Regions from separate parts of the Mus musculus genome. Here region 1 is linked to region 2. Evidence: chromatin loops called from intact Hi-C (ENCODE). Cell type or tissue: gastrocnemius. All regions are shown on one strand. Each heading gives the region's core, and the rest is flanking DNA. Links, peaks and the distances in the headings are about the cores only.

Region 1 (9,781 bases), core at 690-8,689, 300 kb before region 2:
TCTATATATCTATATATTTATCTCTCAGCTATCTCTCTAATATCTACGTACCATCTATAATCTATCATCTATCTGACTATCTGTACCTATCTATTATCTGTCTATATATCTATATTTCTATCTATCTCATCAAACTAGCAAAGTAGCCAAGACTGGCCTTGATCCTCTGTGTCCAAGCCCTCAGTGACATGATTATAGGCATATACCCCCATGCATGGTTTAACTGAAATTTTAAACTTCCCGTTATTCTGTCATAAGACAAAAGATAAACGTCATTTTATACACTTCTTGAAAGAAATTTTGTGCAAACCTGTAGTGACTAGTTTTGTGACACTTGACACAAGCTAAAGTCATCTGAGAGGAGGACACTTCGATTTAAAAAATGCCTCGGTAAATTTGGGCTGCAGGCAAGCTTGTAAGTCATTTTCTTAGTTAGCAATTTATGGGGGATGACTCAACCCACTGTGAGTGTTGTCGCCCCTGGGAAAGCAGTCCTGGGTTCTATACGAAAGCAGGCCGAGAAAGCCAGTAAGCAGCATCCCTCCATGACCTCTGATTTGGCTCCTGCCTCCATGTTCCTGCCCTTTGGTGATGAGCAGCACTGTGGAAGTGTAACCGCTATCCTCCTCAACTTACTCTTTGGTTATTTGGTACTGGCTGACTCTCTGTGTGTTGACACAAGCTAGAACCATCCATCACAGAGAAAGGAGCCTCAGCTGAGGAAGTACCTCCATAAAATCCAGTTATAGGGTATTTTCTCGATTAGCTATCACAAAAGTCATTGCAATAATAAGCATTGTGTTATTAGCCCGGTGCCAAATGGCGTGTACAGCATAATTAATTCTTCCTTGAGAAGTAGTTCGGTCTTTCACAGGTTAAAAGCAAAGGATCAGGTTGAAGATGTAAGACTACCGCGCAAAAACCGGGCGTGGTGGCGCACGCCTTTAATCCCAGCACTCGGGAGGCAGAGGCAGGCGGATTTCTGAGTTCAAGGCTGGCCTGGTCTACAAAGTGAGTTCCAGAACAGCCAAGGCTACACAGAGAAACCCTGTCTCGAAAAACCAAAAAAACTACCTCCCAAGCAATGATAAGCTGCCACGCCCCCTTCTTTAGGCCGTGCCCACCCCACACACTGCTCTGTAATGCTCTGGTCCAGTGTCCTGCTCTTGAGGAGGTAGAGTCTTGCTCTGAAGGATCCAGGGAGTCAGTAAAAACTGAGACGAGGATCTGGAATGTGGCTCTGTAGATGACAGGCTGCACTTCGTTTTCTGGTCGGCCTGTCTGTCAAGAATGGGAATAGGAAGTGATTCAGAATAGCTGCACTTTACCGCCATAGCATGAGCTGTTCCGGTACCAAGGCATTTCTAGTGTGTTAATAGTTTAATATGATTAAATAATAAGAAAAACGATTATTTTTCTTATTTAGAAACTGTAGGGGGAAAAGACCCAATAGCTGGTTATATGACTATAGTTTGGATCAGGAAAGTTCCTAAAAGACCATTGTTCAAGACTTGATTCTCAATGTGGCACCGTTGGAAGGCAGTGATGGCCTGGCCTAGATGATGCGGGGTCCCTGTGAGAGCTATTGCCATAGAGGAGGAAAGGAGGAATTCCTTTGGAGTAAGTAGACCCGACCTCTTTTTTTTGTCTTTTCTGGCTATAGGGTATGCAATTTCGGACTATTCACACTCCCACAGTATACTGCCTTGCCCTAAACCCAAAAAGCAATGGTGTAACCTGTTGCGGGGAATATTAAAAAATGATGGAACCGCACGTTCCCCCACTTTTGCCTCTAGCCCAGCATTCTGGCCAACCATGCACTGGTGTGCAACCTATTTTTATCTTGTGGAGATTCTGACTCTGAACTCCACAATCTCTCCACACAGTTCGCTAGGTTCCCACTGGCGAGTCGCTACCATGCCAACCCTGTGCTTCAAATCCCCCACGGCCTTTGTGGAGCACCTTAGGCAAACCCACGCTTGGCCACTGTACCTTTCTCTCTTGAACCCCGAGGAGCCGCCACGTGAAGGAAAACACAACACAACCAGTCATGCACCAGGATCTCTAAAATCATGAGCTGAGTTAACCTCTTTTTCTTATTAATATTATCAAGATTATTACTATAACTATAAGATTATTATTACAATTATCTATTCCTTATTAAGGTTATTCCTCTCTAATATTATTATCTTGATTTTGGATGGGATACTGATTAATACAAGAGATTGATGCCTATAAGTGAGGTCATTGACTATAGCTATATCCCTGGTAGTGAGGAGATGGCTTTCAAATAAAGCCATGAAAGTGAATTAGAAAAATTGCACAGAGCAGGTTAGAAAAAGTTCAGAATGCTGTTTCTGGTTGGGCCATTCTTGTGGAGTCTCAGAATGCCAGGTTGCTGGTAGAATTGTGGGCAGTAAAGGTGATGCCGATTAAGCTTCAGATGGGAATGAAGGCTTAAAGAGTATGTGGCTGAAAGCCAGGTGGTGGTGGCGCACACCTTTAATCCCAGCACTTGGGAGGCAGAGACAGGCGAATTTCTGAGTTCGAAGCCAACCTGGTCCACAAAGTGAGTTCCAGGACAGCAAGGGCTACACAGAGTAACCCTGTCTTGAAAAACTAAGAAAAGAAAAGGAAAAAAAAAAAAAAAAAAGCATGTGGCTGAGACTACGGCTGTGTTCTGTCTGAGCCTTTTGCTGGAAGCTTTGAAGGGCAATGCTTCGGTCATGTGTATGGCAGAGCAAAGTTCTAGGCAGTACAGCTCTCTGGCTGAAGCATGGAAATTGCCACCAGCCTTTAACCAGTGTTGCCATGAGAACAGGAAGTAAACAGTAGAGGGATGCCATGGGCATGACACCCACGTGGAGGTGCACATCGGCAACATACAGTGCCAGCTTTGGTAAAGGCTCCCAAGGATTTGGCAAAGGACACAAATGATAAGACAGAACGAGTGTTAAGATTCCCGAAATTTTATTCCCATATGATATAATGGGAAGGTATTGCCAATAAACGGGTTTTTAGGAAAATATAAATTCTATTCATTTGCATAAGCACATCCTGTACTTAATTATAAATGAGTAGTTTGTCTACTGATGTAGTCAAAATGGAAAATATCTTTTCATCACTAGACCTTCATATAAAGTCAGCTCTCACCACTGAATGCAATGTGAACATCAATAGCTGATAACCAAGTGTCTGGAATGATCAGAACTCTGATTGGATGGTGACATCACTTCCTTCCTAACTAGGCTCTTCCACCAGGAGTGAAATGTCACATTTAGGAAAAAATGCTTATTATATCTACTGTTCTCAGAAACTATGCTTTTGGAAGCCAAACACCAGGGTTTTTTGTTTGTTTGTTTGCTTGCTTGCTTTTTTTTTTTTTAACCTTAAAAGTTGTAAACTAATTTTGGCCCCAGATTCAACATTTCTTCCAGCTCCTCTGTGCTTCAAGGAGCACCATGGAAGGACAACAGGAAACAACGTGGGGAGGAGAGCAGTCGGGTGCTGTGCTCTGGATATAGCATGGACATAATGATCATGAGCTCGTGAGGAGCCACTATCTGTATGGGTCCGAACAAAGAAATGGGGAAGGGCTTAAAGCAAAACGGGAAGAGAAAGAACCAGACGAACATGAGAAGGGGAGGACAGAAGGTCATAGGAGTGAGTGTAATCCCAGTGCACTGTATACAAGGGTGGGAATGCAGAGAAATTAACATTCTTAATCACACACATACCACATATACATACCACATGTAACACATACAACATGAACACATAACACACAATACACATACATAACATGCACATACAACACACAACTACATGTACACATACCACACACACAACACACATACACACACCACACAACATACATACACACACACCTCTCCCACATAACACAATACACAACACACACATACACACACATATAACACATACATACAACATACATACAACACCACACACACACACACACACACACACACACACACACACACTGTGCCACAAAGAAAGTAATAGTCACCCATGCCCTTAGAAATCCAGGTCTGTGTAGGAAAGCATGTGAGTGTGCACATGTGTAGGTGTACATATGTGTGAGTGGGCACATATGTGTTTTCACTTGAATAAGAGCTACTTCCATTAATATTCAAAAGGAAAACCTTGACATTTCACTCATAGGAGCTTTCAGAAATACCAAAGTGGTATAATATCCTACAATCATAATTCCTATTTAGCTTTAAAAGTCCACCCAAGTTCTGTATTGGTGGCCCCCACCCTACTCCACATGGTCTCTAATGAAAGACTAAGCGTAGGCAGTTGGACCCTAATCTTGGAAAGGTTTTTTAAAAAGGCTGAGTAAGGACAGAAAGACTGGAGGCCGCTGGTCAGCTGTGTTTACCCATAGTGAGCCAATAAGCCTGGTGTAGGACCAGTTCCGACTGTGGCGCAGTGCCAGCTGCCGTGGGACAAAGGACGAACTCACTGACACGGGAAGAAGATAGCCCAGTATTTGCTCTCGAGATCTGGCTGCTACAACAATTTACGCAAATCACACAGGGCTGAGTAAAGGCGGCCAGCATCCATCCGGAGCTGTAGCATGGGAGGGAGACTGTCTCAGAAGAGGGAGGGAGAGTTTTCACATCCTGTTCAACTTGGGGCTGGCATTATTTTCTGCAGCAGGTCTATGGAAAATACTGGAAGGTCTGGGCAGGCAGTTTGAAAACACACACACAGACACACACAAAATTGTGCTGCTTGTAACTGGAGGTGCGCCTCCTTGCCAGCGTCTGTGGATGTGAGGCGGTCCAGGCTTACTCCCTCCGCTCCAGTGCCCATTTGGAATGACTGATTCTTAAAGGTCACCCAGACTGCCTGCCAGCACATTCTTATAGGAGGAGTCCAGCTTTCTGTTTTGACGTGAGTCGGATGCGTATGTGGCACCTAAGGAATAAGGAGGAGACCCGGGAGAATCAGAGTCTCATCTGGCTCCAACAGTGTCAACATGGAAACACACGTCTGGGACCTTATTTGACCTAGATACTTCCAACCCTATCAAAATACTCCGAGACATTTTAATAATATTTTCTTTACCACAGTCTCAAATTTTAATATTGACTTCCTCCCATTTTCCCCCTTTCCCATTTCCCCTATGTCTAATTCCCTTCTCAAACTCTTCCTAGATTCTTACTCTCAATGTCAGGTTGGTGCAGGTGTGCTTGACTCTCAGAAAAAAATGACTAGCAAGCAATCAACTGTGCAAATGCTGTTGGAAGGGCCGTTGTATCCCGGGCAATGACCTAGAAAGCATTAAAGTATACTTTAGATACTAAAGTTATAGAATTCACCTTCAGATCAGCCTGCCTATCTGAATAGCAACCTTTACTTTGTTACTGAAACCCTTATTTATTATAGTTTTTATAATAAAACTCCCATGACTGGCTCACGTCAACCAACATGTGTTGAATGTTGATTGGGTGTTAGGTGAGCACTAAGATGTGGAGGCTATAAAACTGAATTGGAAAGTCCCTTTACTAAAAAGCACATAGGATTATAGATTAGAGAATTTATCTTATTTATTTCATTTTACGTATTCATGTGTGTGCATGCAGAGGTCAGAGGACAATTCCTAGGAGCCAGTTCTCTCTCATCACTGTGTAATTCTAGGGCTGAAATTCAGGCTGTCAGACTTTAATAGCAAGTGTCTTTACCCAGAAGCCATCTCCAGTTCAATGAGGCAGAGATCTGAATCAATGTTGTAATTCAGGCGGTAAATTCTAGACCGTTTGTGGGATGCACTACAGAAACAGATTGTGAGAAAGTTTCCATTCCGCTGATAGATTCTCAGGGAGACAGATGGTCAGATGAAATCACCAAGATTTGTGCTAATGTTTGAAAATAGTTAAGCAAGACTTCACAAGTGCAATGTTCATTTCAGATTTTACCAAAGTTTAGGTAAAATATTGTAAGGTATCACAATGAGTGGCTGCACACCTATTTAATATTTCCCATTCTTTATTTTAAGGTCTTTGGGTCACCCTAATAATTTTGGCTACACTATGCAACCCCCTCTCCTTTCTTTACCCTTCTCTTACCTTACCCCGTGCCTCCACTTTCTGACCCATGCCCTTATGCTGTCTTAAACTCCACACACTTATCCTATGAGTAGGGTCTATTCATGTCCATAGACCCTATGAATTTGCACCACCCAACAAAGAGCTGTCTCTGAGTATCTTGCATGGATCAGACCTTTGAAAATGTAGTAAGTTTCCTTATCCATCAGAAGACACATTGTTCTACTACTGATTATACAAATAGCTATGGGAGTGACCAGAATCAACCTTGGTTTTAATGATGTTTAACCATTAAAAGTTCCCGTGAATCACTCATGACTCCTGGCCTCCTTATATTCTAGGTGTTCACTTGTTACTATTTCAACGTGTCCCCATAACGTAGCATAAATACGACTACTACACATCCTTCCATTACATCCTGTATCCACCACTCCTACTAGAGACACTATACAATTAGGATTTCACTGCTGATCTCCCAATGCTTCAAATCAGAGTGACCCTCAAGGGATTAACCGAATCTTTGTGGCTAATGTCATCTAGGATATCAATACTAGTTTAGGTCGTGGAGTTCTAGCTATGAATTCCTCAAGGGAGTTTGCTCTTTAGAATAGACTGAACTAAAGAAAGTCAGCTGTGCATGAATTCCGAGAAGCAAGTTAAGTACATTTTTAGGGAGTCTGCTTTTTTTGACCTTTTGCTTAAATTGTCTCTTTGAACATAGAGGATGTTCTGGCTTTTGAGAAAAGGTATGTTCTTGGAACAACTGTGTAAAACTAAAAATGCTGGTAATTGAACCTAAGAATGCCCAAAGCAGGGAAGCCAAAACTGTAGATTCTGGTTACTATATTTAACTAAAACCACCTTTATAGGGAAGAGAACAAAACCCTAATCCAATTGGTATAATTTAAAAAGCGGCTGTCTTTTATGGTGCAGAAGTTATTTCCCTTAAAAAATGACCCATTTCATTTCATTAATTTTTCTTAGTTCTCAGAAACTCAATTCAATTGGCTTCAGGTATTGGATGTTATTGTTGAATATCTAAATTTAGTTTTATAATCATGAAGTAAAAGTTATAATGTACTTCTGCAGACTGGGGTTTAATCAACCTCGTGTTATTCTTTTCTTTTCATCTTTTTTTAAGTCTAGTTTTCTTCTCAGTGTCTAGCTGCCATTCTCCTCATGAACGGAAGCTTCAGGTGAGTAAGTCATTTGGCACCTGAGAGTAATGGATGATCCGTCTAAACCCAGTGCTGTGCTGCTCTGGAACTCAACATTTGGATATTAAGAAGATAATAACATATTTTCTATCTATTTTGGGCAACACTTGTTCAATCGTTGCTTTAAGGTTAGGTTCCTGAAGGTATTTTTTAAAGCTCTTCAATCTAAACTCAGTCTTTCATTGCAACAATAAGTGACATTTGCTAAGTATCTAACTTCAAATACCCAACCAACCCATCATTTGGCATGCATGTTAGCAGAGTAGCGGCAGAATGGATGGCCCCAGTTTGCTTTCTGAAGAGCCTCTGAGCCTACAAAAACAAGTGCTTTCTCTGTGTGGTAGCAAATAGGCTTTATTGGTTCTTGGAAATAGAGCGTGATATTTGACCTAGAATTTCAAAATATTTTGCACATCCTTTTGATGAGGGGCTTGTCAATTGTGTGACAGAAAGAGCACTTTTTTTTTAAGTAACTCGTCAGTCTGTATCTATGCTCTAATCCTCTCTCACCAACATCTGCCCAGTAATTGGATGGTGCCTTACTTTTGAAAAGCATATAATATTTACATTTTGGATAGCTTTGAAGTTGATGCTAAAGGCAGTATCAATTAACATGTGTTGGTGGTAGACTCCGCAGCAAGACTTTGTGGTTCTGTGGATTAATAGGAGCCTGAGATTCTGGTAAAGTTAAGAGAATACTGTCAACATAGCCAAAGTGCTAACTCGAGGGGTTGGAGAAACTTAAAGTGTGTCATCATAGCCAGAACGAGTGCTTTAGAAAAAGTCTGAGTGATGTGCTACGTATATTATTTAAAAAGTAATTATTTCTTTGAGCAATTTTAGTGTTGGTGATAAAGCATACTTTTTGAAAACTATTTTATGGATACTCTTTGCTCCTGGGACACACCTATTATAATATTCTTTCTCCTGTGATCTGAAGTTAGGGGCAATAACTAATCTAAGTAGAGAGAATTCTTATCTGACTCTTACTTTATTCCTGTGAAAGAGGCAGGTGACACACTCACTTACCACATATTTACTAAATATCAACATAATCAATTAGTTTATTGAATATATCTTAATTGAGAGCACAGACAGTATCAGAAAAAAAATTCTCAAAGTTAGAGATATCGAGGTTCTGCTTTAAGAAGAGCTGTGTGATCCCATAAACAAACCCAGACACTATTGCATATGCCAGCAAGATTTTCCTGACAAGACCCTGATATAGCTGTCTCTTGTGAGGCTATGCCAGTGCCTGGCAAATACAGAAATGGGTGCTTACAGTTATCTATTGGATGGAACAGAGGGCCCCCAGCGAAGGAGCTAGAGAAAGTACCCTAGGAGCTAAAGGGGTCTGCAACCCTATAGGAGGAACAACAATATGAACTAACCAGTACCCCCCAGAGCTTGTGTCTCTAGTTGCATATGTAGCAGAGGATGGCCTAGTTGGCCATCAATGGGAGGAGAGGCCCTTGGTCTTGCAAAGATTTTATGCCCCAGTACAGGGGAATGCCAGGGCCAGGAAGCGGGAGTGGGTGGGTTGGGGAGCAGGGCAGGGAGAGGGTATAGGGGATTTTCAGAGAGGGAGCTAGGAAAGGGCATTTGAAATGTAAATGAAGAAAATATCTAAGAAAAAAAGAAAAAAAAGAAGAGCTATATATGTAATGTCTGGTAACAGAAGACATGTAATAGAATTAAAAGAAATCGCTCTATTGGCCCCTATAGTTTAAAAGTGTTAATATGGTTGAAATGGGAATAGCTTTTCCTCCAGATCTGTATATTTAAGGTTTTCATAAAATTTTAGCATTGGGAGGAATTTAACCTGGGTCGAAGACGCTGTCACTAACTCCCATGTCTTCCACTGTTTTCATGCATTCTTATCTGACAGTAATGCAGAGGAAAGAAAGGGAGACAGTGCCAGGGCTGACAGCTCACTGGATGTGAGGGGTGGGGAAGACTACAGTACGCAGAATTTGGAGGTGATCCCCAAACTCTTCACCCTTAGTGTTACATTCCTGACATTATGGTTCAGTATGTTGTTGTATTACTTTATATTATGTCATGTTTTGTGTCATGCAGCAAGGGAGGTTATCTAGGTGGCCTAATTTACCACACAGCCCTAGGAAAGCAGTTGTTTGTAGCTGGGAGCAGGGAAAGAAGTATATTTGTAGCATGAGGAACATTCAACATAATCACGTGACCATCTTGACGTCACAGCTGGAGGTGGAGTGGCTACGCTGAGGAGTTCCTGGAAAGCTGGAGAAGACACACAGCTGACTTCCAGCAAGAAGACAGAGATCTTGGTCCTCTCTAAGTGCTGGAACACTGAGTTCAGAGAACCCGAATGTGACTGGAGAACGATTCTTTCCTAAAGCTCAACCTAGCTGGCATCTTGCTTCCAATCTCCTGAAACTGAGCAGGACAGCTTGTCTGGGACTCAGAGCTGTAGAATTGTGACAACCAGTTGGTGTTGCTCTCGGGTACAGGTTC
Region 2 (9,781 bases), core at 786-8,785:
AGTAGTTTTGTTGGCCTCTCAAATACGGTCATGATCTCACTCCCAGCATCCTGACGTGGGACTCATGGCACGGTGACACACAGGAACTACCCTTTTATGAAAAGTCAACTTCTACTCAAGCACAGCTTTATAGCATATAGTTCACGGAACATCATTCTGGGAAAAATGATCATGCTGGTTGTCTCTACTGCCACGTGATATGAAACTTTTTCAAATTACATCAATAAAAATCATGAGAATGTTCTCAGCAAGGTGAGTTTTCCTCATGGAAACCAATATTACTCAGCCTTACTATGGCTTTCCCGACATTTCAGTGACTCGAGAAACATTTACTTCCACACATTTGCCTATTAGCTGGGTTTCTGTTACTAGCGTTGTGTTCTGGGTTACTTCTCACTCCGGATACCAGTGTAAACACAACATTCTTCTAGACACCGATGTGAGAGCAAGAACACCATTGTCAATCTCGCTAATACTTGGGCGGGGCATCGTTGGGTTCCCATTGGCCGAAGCAAGTCACATGGCCAAGCAGGTATAGAGTGTAGTTTGCAGAAACAGATCTCTGCAAGTCCCATGACAATGTGTGGGTGATGCTTGATGCTCTCGTCAGGCAGGGAATGAAGACTTGGGAACAGTAATTTAATCTACCAATTAGTGAAACCACCTTCAGTATATCTTTCCACCAGCTGATGAAATATTTATACGGTTGTCTTAGTTTCGCTTCTCTTACTGTGACTAAATAATACAGACAAAAGCATCGTAAAGGGTTTCGGTTTACAGTTCCTTAGGTGATAACTCCAGGAGGGAAGGCACGGTGGCGGGAGCATAACTGGTTGACACATTACAGTAGTAGTCAGGAAGTGGAGCGAGAACAGGAAATGAAGTCCAGGATATGAAACCTCAAAGCCCGCCCCCGTGAGGTATTTCCTTCGGCAAAGCTGAACGTTTTGTAACCTCGCAGATGCTTTGTAACTTTTCGAAGCAGCACCACCAGCTAGGGATGCAGGAATTCGAACTTATTTGCCACTTAAACCACAGCAGGTACGGCGTTCCGAAGCTTCTTGCACATTTTAATTTCTGAATTAAATCCTTCATTCTGAATTCGATCCCATCGCTCTCTTCAGGCTCATTCTCCCACTGCATGAGTATCTGTATCTTTAAAACATCATCAGTCTCCTGGGGACCAGACAGATTTGCCATCTCCTGTAACCATTCCAGTAATATTTGCATATTCAAATAAAGGAAAGGGTTGATGGGACAACATTCTCACTGCCAGCCAAATTACCGTGCCCAGCAATAGCCCACTGACTCTCTCCAGAGTACTTCCCTGTCTACCAGGTAGAATCCCCTACCCACCGGAAGGAAGAGCCAATTTTAAGATGGGTGGGAATGTCTTCAGGATTGGGACCTAAGGCAGCCTTGCATATTCTTATAACGGAGGTTCCCCTCTACATCATTTAAAACATTAAAACAGACCAACTTCCCGCATCAAATTCTGCCTTTGGCTGGGTTTGGGTTTTTTTGTTTGTTTGTTTGTTTGTTTGTTTGTTTGTTTGTAAGGATATTGTCCTCGTTAGGGTTACTACTGCTGTGATGAAACACCATGACCAAAAATTAAGTTGGGGAGGGAAGAATTTATTTGGCTTACACTTCCAGATCTCAGTACATCATTGGAGGAAGTCAGGACAGGCATCCATTCAGGGCAGGAACGTGGAAGCAGGAGCTGACGACCTTTGGATGGTGCTAGACATGTAATTTCTGTTTCTTTGCAAGGTGCATGTCTGGCATACATTTGCCTCACTTAGAATAGTTCCTGGATCAAACATCCTTTGAGCTTCAATGTCTTCTGGGGAGTACACAGGTGCTAGAGCCTATGAACTCTTCAGAGGCCCACACAGGGGTCTGTATGTGGGCATGCACCCCCCCCCAAACACACACACACGCGCACATGCGCACACACACACCCCTATGTAAACCTGTGGGGGGGGGGTCAAATAATATAAGAAAATGAGAAAGTTGAAAAATGAATTCTTCCTTCAGTAACAGACTACAATGTGGAAGTATAAGCCGAATAAACCCTTTCCTCCCCAACTTGCTTCTTAGTCATGGTGTTTTGTTACAGCAATAGAAACCTGAACTAAGACAAAACCCAAGTGTTAACTGAGGGGGGAGGGGACTCGGGGGTCTGAGTTATGAGATGGGTGTGGAGGGGGACCCCTGGGAAGAGTGGGAGCCAGCTGTTGCCATCACAGCTCACTCTCTCTGATTCTCCAGAGGGCTCTGGCTCTCGGCTCAGATCTTAGCTCAAATCTCTATTCACTGAGTGGCCCCAAGGCTTCCTCCCTCACACATCTAACCAAATTTCCAGTATTAATTATTTTGAAACATATAAAAATATCAAGAAGTGCATGCTGTTTATATGCCAAAATAATAATATTGTGTTAAATAAAACCTATCACTAGCATGTGGTATATAGCATTAACATATTAAAATATATTATTAGTGATAATCTATATGAAAAACAAATAAATTTATGTAAGTTTCTATATAAATTAATATACATACATCATAAACAAATAAATTTATGTAAGTTTCTATATAAATTAATATACATACATCATAAACAAATAAATTTATGTAAGTTTCTATATAAATTAATATATCATAAATCGTTGTTATTAATTTTACCTATTTCTCTCTTTTTAAATGACACTCCTGAAAGTTTTGAATTGCACACCTCACACTTCCGTTGGGCAGTGGCGCTCTATTTCAAGTCGGTGTGTGTAATCACATCCATGTTTAGCACAAACTATTTTTTTGTGATGTGTAAAGTATTTGATAACCACTTTTCACTTCTCACCACCTCTAGAACACCTTGCTGCATCGGAAGCTATCTAGCCATGTCCTCATACGTACTGAAAAATGGGAGCCCTTATTTGCTAGACAAACCCGATTCCCTAGCAAATCATATGTTTTGGGTCATTTTCATTAGCTCTTATGCTCAGATCCTGACTTGGGCATGCACGAAGGCTCTCGCGTAGAGACCAGATGAAGAGGCGCCTAGGAGCTCTCTGTTCTGAACGGAATGTGCTCCTTCTAGATGAGGTATTAGTGGATGGTTGAATGTCAATGCTATCTGTGAGTTAGTCTGTTACATGGGCTTAGGGTCAACCAATAAATACTATTTTTTGGAGGTGACTGTATAATTGACAAGTCTTAAACTGGCCATAGATTGCTTCCAAGCAACGGAGGCCAAACACACTGATGGGACTCACTGCACTTAGAGAGCAGGGATTAATAAATTCCCAAAATAGACTTTCTTATAGGAAACTTCCCCATAAATGTTAGCTTTTGAAGTTCAGCTCCAACATAGCAAATCTGGACTCCTCATAGCTCAGGGATAATATTAAATGTGCGCCTGCATGGACTGGCAGGAGGGTTAACTCATTTCACACATTTCCAGAACTGTAGAGTAGAGTCAAGGGCACCAATATGCTTTGCATGGTAAAAGCTGTGTAAAGACAAACATCACCATCAGCGCCACTGCTCAGAGAGGAGGAGGAAAAGAATCAGAAATAAAACAACACTCCGTCATCTGAAGATGTTTCTGGAACATCTGTGTTATCATTTTAAACTTGCCTCGGCAGAGCTGTCTTCAGAGAAGTTGTATGAAGAACTCAGCAATGAGAGCATACCTACTTGGAAAGTCTCACACGCACTCTAGACATAATTCTCAGGACTCAAACTAATTGAATAATTGACATACTGTTTTGTCCTCCATGTAAAAAGAAATCTAATTTGATTCTACTTACTATTTTCATTTCTTAAAGAATTAACTAGCTCTCTCAAATCTCAGAAAATTCTGTAGACCTGGAAAAAAAAATGTAACATCCATGGGTACTGTATCCAGAGATACATCTAACTGTGTGCCACGACCTGGGGTCCAAAGTCACGGTGGTACTGCCACCAGTCAATTATCTTTTATCAACTTGTAGAATTCTTCGGGATAAGTCGTTTTCCTGCTGGGCTCCATTGCTGCCTGTGTATGGAACCATTGCAAAATGGTGAGGCATTGTATCCATTACTGTTTTTAATTAGATATTATTGATGGAGGAAGGTTCATATTCACCAAAATATTTGAACTCTAAACTCTTGGTTGGCTGGAGCCAAAAGGTGATGTAGACACGGAATACAATGGCCAGAAATCTGATTGAACTAAGAAGTGTAACCTTGCTGTCCAAATGAGGCTACCTCCAAGGAGGAAAGAGAAATACCAAATTCTGTACCCCGAAGCCAGGAGGACCCGTGTTCGACAGTGCCACCAAGTGGCAGAAACTGGCATAGCAGCCCTGAAGGACTTTCAGGTTCTTTCCGCTGGCTCTTGGGAAAAAGGGGTTGACCCCCTCTGTAAGGAACAATTTGACCACGTTCTCGAATGATTTGCAGGCGAGGGCAAGGCCACCCAAAGGAGGTGCCGAAATAGCTTAGCATATACAAACTGACTAAAGTAACTAAATCAAGGCAAGTGACCATACTTGAACAGTAAAAACTTGTGATATGGGCCATGCCTAAAATAGATTATTTGCTTCTGCCACAAGAATAAATATTCTTTAAAAATCTATTGCTGAGCCTTCAGTAATAATGGGAATTTCTGCAGCACCTTGAAATCATGAAAAAATGAACACCTTCAGCTGTGTGGACCACAGGCATCCCTGGAAGGGAGACTTCTGCTGTCAGCAACCAGGGTCCTGGGTCGTAGCACTCTTGTGAGCAGAGCATAGGAAATTGTAAGTGTAAGAGGTAAAGTTGAAACTCCGTCCTCCGTACCACGGCCAGTCTTCCCGTAAACCAGGACTCCAACGTTACCACATCTTCATGGAAAGAATGAGCTACAATATCTACTCCACGAGTCCAAGAAGAAAAATTATTTAGTCTGGATGGGGGAGGGGGGCTGTAATCATGGTTCTTCCCACAAAAGCAGTTTGAGGTTTGACATAGTCCTACCTATGTAGTCTGAGAAATACAAGCCGAAGGATTAATATAAAACGATTTTAGGACTTAAAAACTCTATAATCTCCAGGCCACTTGGCTTAAAGCAATGTGGAAAGATTTTTGGAAAAGTGTATTTGCAAGCCAGGCTGCAGAGAATTTCTGTGGACAAGGCCCAAGATACGTTCACAACTTGAGACTACAAAACATTGAAGAAATGGCTTAGCAGTTAAAAGCATTATGCTGTTTATTCCGAGGAACCCAGTGAGATTTTCCCTGTATCCACATGGTGGCGCACAACCATCTGGCCCTCCAGTTCCGTGGATTCCACCGCCCTCTTCTGGGCTCTTTGGGTACTACATGAACATGCATCTAAGCGGGACATTCATACTTGTAAAATAAAAATAATAGATCTTTTCCAAAACACATATTAAGTAATTCTCGATCACACCATCTAAGAAGGACAGACAGCAATACTGTACCTGGCAAGATTAACAAAAGGAAAAACAGGACATCAATTAGAGATGAGAGTAGGTGAGGAATATTGTCAGTCTTCTACAGAAATGCCAAGCAATTTGTTATGGCTCCCCTGAGCGTTCTGTTGGGAGTTTTCTGAAGCATATGGAGACTCAGGGGCTCATAATGGTTCAGTGGTGAAGCTTGCCAAGGCTCTACAGTGTCCCTTTCCTGCTAGAAAAGAATATGCCCATTTGCCTTAAATCTGTCTGACTTCCCCGGCAAATGAAAATTATCCACATAGCCCAAAATAACAACAGGAAGACACAGTATGTATATAACCACAGCAACAACAGCAAGACATGGTGTGTATATTTGTGTCTCTATCTACCCTACTCTGCTGTGAATCTTCCACTGTTCCTGGTCTGAAAGAGGGGTTCAGTGGATTCTTAACAAGCGACTGCTTGGTCATCTTTCCCAAAACAAAAGTTGTTTTGGGATCGTTAGCAGAACGAACAGTTCCAGTTAGGAACGGGAGCTGGAGAGACGCATCAATGACCGCACCCCAGCCTTGCAGGGCCAAGCCAGTAGGACAAGGAGGGCGGCTGATGAGAGAGTTAACAGCCAAGCATCTCAGAAACCGCCTCAAGACCCACTGTTTTTACTCACAGGATATTGTCCCCTCCAGATTCATTGCCTGCCCCACCTTGATATTTCTCACTTCCAACTAAGTTTCAAGCCTCCTTTCTTCCAGTTTCAAACCAAAATAACCCCCTCTCCGCAACCCCCCCACCCAAGAGATATCTTTCCAAACATGGGTTTATGAGGAAGCTTACAGACCTGGGCTGCAGTCTGTCAAGGGCACCTTTGATGGGGACCAGAGATCAAACAGCCCACTATTCTCTTGGGAGTGCTGGCAAAGAGACAACCACTTCAAATAGACGGAACTGGGTCTCCACAGACTTGCCTGCCCTGCTTCAGCATGTCCCACATCTGAATCTTTATCCATCAATCATGGTCCTGTCTGGTCGAACAAGGAAGGAACTTTCGAAAGACTCAGACTATCCCTCGTGAAGGGCAGCATTCCTCTCTGCGGTCTTTCCCACCACCGTGCATTACTTTAGTTTCCCCCTTTTATTGGAACTCAAGATGCAGACGGACAAAGTTAAAGGCTCATACTGTGTGGCAAGATCAGATTGCTCAGACGGCAGTGCTCAAAGGCTACAGAGACAGTAGTTCCATAGAGAAAATGGCACTGCAGCCAGATTTTGAAGAAAATGGACGACTGCAGAGGGGTGGGGACAGAGGAGACATGCACCAACAAGATGATTGAAAATGAAAATTAAGAGCAATAAGTTGGCTGGAATCAAATGGTAGAATATATCACAACTGTGAAATTATCCTGCAGCAGTGAACCAAAGCCACAGACATTTAGTGAGCATTTCATAGGTGCCAAGACCTACCATGGCCACTAAGGTCGCTGCACTGTTGCCAGCCATGGGGCTCAAGGCCCTCCAAGAACACATAGCTCTGTGTATAGTCACTCAGCCTATAAGAAAGACACACATGAACTGAGAGTATTTGACCTTGTGACATAAGAAAAAGATTGGGAGAGCCAGAGGGAAGGGAAGAAGAAGTGATTGTGAGATTATATTCAGTGTCACTAAAGGTTTGGACTGGACTTTGTGGAACGAGTTAATGGGAGGCTTGTACATTTGTAGAAAGCTTCCCCCAGGGAAGGGACATTGCTAAGGGAGCGTGGCTCAGCAGAGCATTTCATAGACTGTTAAAGAAGGGGGAAATATCGTCTGCAGCAGTAAAATGTTATCTAGTGGCAGGGTTTCCACAGTAGCCAGTTTCCGACTGGCTACCTGAAGGCGATCAAAGCTTGCAGCACCCACCGGATGCTTTTTATCAGTTGTCCCCGTTTACCTGGATAGACTGACTAATGCAACACGCTTTGGGTTGAATGCGTTAATCTGAGGTGAAATTAAGGAGTGTGAGGAATCTAAACACCTAAGCAGAGGTAAATAGCAACAACTGTAGACTCGTTCTTCCAATAAGATGATAATCCAAAACAGAGATTGTATTCAACGTGCCCAAATGTGACTGTGCTGAGAGAGGTGGCATTAGGAAGTGACTCCAGACAGCAAGCTCAGATTCATCTCTAGTATAAATCTGTTTATGCTCAAGTAATAAACGAGCAGGTAGCTTGATATCCAAATCCAAATCTCTAATCAGATGCGCAGAATATTCAGCATGATCCTGGAGCTAGCTTCAGGAAACCCGACTCTTAAACCGCCCCCCCCCCTCCCTTTTCCCGGAAGTTCTTCACTTCTGTGCCTGTTGCTGCAGTTCTCACAGTCACATACCGCCACCTGCTGGGCGAAAGTCGTAGCGCAGAAGGACAAAGTATCTGCAAGAACAACAGAATCCTAAGCATCTATGGCTTCCAGGCCTTTGTCCTCTTCTGTGTCACTACGAACACAAAGTCTGACGTATTAGCAAATATTCCTGGTGGTTGCCGAATCCACTGACGGTCCTACTAAACACTTTCACGTGCGTGTTGAGTCCATCGACAAGCCCAGACGTCATTGACGCTCGAGATACAAAGAAAGCCGGCCTCCCTGTGTGAGTCGTCCTCGCTGAGAGTCCCTCAGTAGATGCTCAGAAATGAGGCTCTAGGTCTTTGGATAAGCAATTCTTGTTTCCCAAGCAACTTATGTGGCGCCTGTGTGTCTGGTTCACGAACATACAAGCTTCAAATGGCCCTAAGATTGCCTAAGCCAACCATATTGAAGGCTGGTACTTCACAAATACTACAAATATTACAAAGGTCCCATAATATCCACTGTATTTTAGCAATCACGCGAGAGAGGAATTTTTGGCAAAATGATTACAGGTTTTTCACTTCTGCATCAAATATAACTGTAAGGGCCACCTAGAATTTACTACCATTTATCTTCCTCAGGATGAGAACTTTAGAGTATGGAGGGAAAAACAAAATCAAACCCCAAAGAACACACAGCAATCATCGCAAAAGCAATTATTAATATTATCACTGATTTTCATATAATTACAATGTAAAATGTAATTACAAACAATGTAGTTTTATTAAAATGTTTCCCAGAGTACAAATTTTTCTTAGTATTATTTTTCTAGGTGATATGAAATGCATTTGGGGAGTGTGTGTGTGCTTGTGTGTGTTTGTATGTGTGTGTATGTGTGTGTGTTTGAATGTGTGTATTTATGTGTGTATGTGTGTGTTTGTGTGTGTATGTGTTTGTGTGGGGGGGGTGTGTTTGTGTGTGTGTTTGTATGTGTATGTGTTTGTGTGTGTGTGTTTGTGTGTGTGTGTTTGTGTGTGTGTTTGTATGTGTGTGTTTGTGTGTATGTGTTTGTGTGTGGGGGGTGTTTGTGTGTGTGTTTGTATGTGTGTGTATGTGTGTGTTTGTGTGTGTTTGTATGTGTGTGTTTGTGTGTGTGTATGTGTGTATTTGTGTGTGTATGTGTGTGTTTGTGTGTGTGTTTGTATGTGTGTGTTTGTGTGTGTGTTTGTATGTGTGTGTTTGTGTGTGTGTTTGTATGTGTGTATTTGTGTGCGTTTGTGTGTGTTTGTGTGTGTGTTTGTATGTATGTATTTGTGTGTGTGTTTGTATGTGTGTGTTTGTGTGTGTGTTTGTATGTGTGTATTTGTGTGTGTATGTGTGTGTTTGTGTGTGTGTGTGTGGGGGGGGGTGATCCTAGGCCCGTGTATCAAGGAGAAGGCTCTACCATAGAACTGTATTGTCAGTCCAGCCACTGAGATCTGTGTGCTCCAGTGCTCCTCAGTGTTAGGAGTGGAAGACTCAGTCGTGTTTCTTGTATGCTCTGATGAGGTGTACATTAAAATGTTAACCTTGCTCTTACTATCCACGAATACTGCCATCCTTCCCACCTACGAAGTCCGCGGTGTCCGATAAGATGTCATGTGTCCTTTCTGGGAGGCACACAATCACTGCTGCATAGCATCATGTGTTACGATCAGTGCAGTCAAGCCAAGAAATGAGGCCACAGAGAGCCGAAAATGAGAAGGGACATTCTCTCTCTTGCAAATGGCATGGGCGTCTATGAGAGAACATCAGGGGAACTTAAAAATCATCCTAAGACGAGCCAATATGAGTTTACCAAGGTTGTGGGATATAAGACAGTTTTATAAAAAAAAAATAATTTTAAGCTGGGCGTGGTGGCGCATGCCTTTAATCCCAGCACTTGGGAGGCACAGGCAGGCGGATTTCTGAGTTCGAGGCCAGCCTGGTCTACAAAGTGAGTTCCAGGACAGCCAGGGCTTATACAG

What was found. Peaks named below come from ENCODE experiments on the same cell type or tissue, not always from the same donor. Only the 100,000 strongest peaks of a DNase experiment are listed, where the experiment ranks them.
Region 1: it touches region 2 in a loop (4-fold over the local background); 17 of 42 quality-filtered maps call a loop at or near these places.

What each region holds. Positions count from the first base shown.
Region 1 is chr10:24,312,834-24,322,614 of GRCm38, forward strand. No RefSeq gene overlaps it. Among named protein-coding and RNA genes, the nearest start is that of Moxd1, 94 kb to the left of the region's middle. In gastrocnemius, for the core only: no CTCF peak of the experiment used is centred there; DNase peaks (open chromatin) are centred at 4,459 and 4,797; H3K4me3 peaks cover 527 bases; H3K27ac peaks cover 1,283 bases.
Region 2 is chr10:24,617,447-24,627,227 of GRCm38, forward strand. No RefSeq gene overlaps it. Among named protein-coding and RNA genes, the nearest start is that of Gm15270, 27 kb to the left of the region's middle. In gastrocnemius, for the core only: CTCF peaks have their summits at 4,331 (motif pointing left), 5,299 (motif pointing left) and 7,832 (motif pointing left); DNase peaks (open chromatin) are centred at 4,325, 5,320 and 7,832; H3K4me3 peaks cover 266 bases.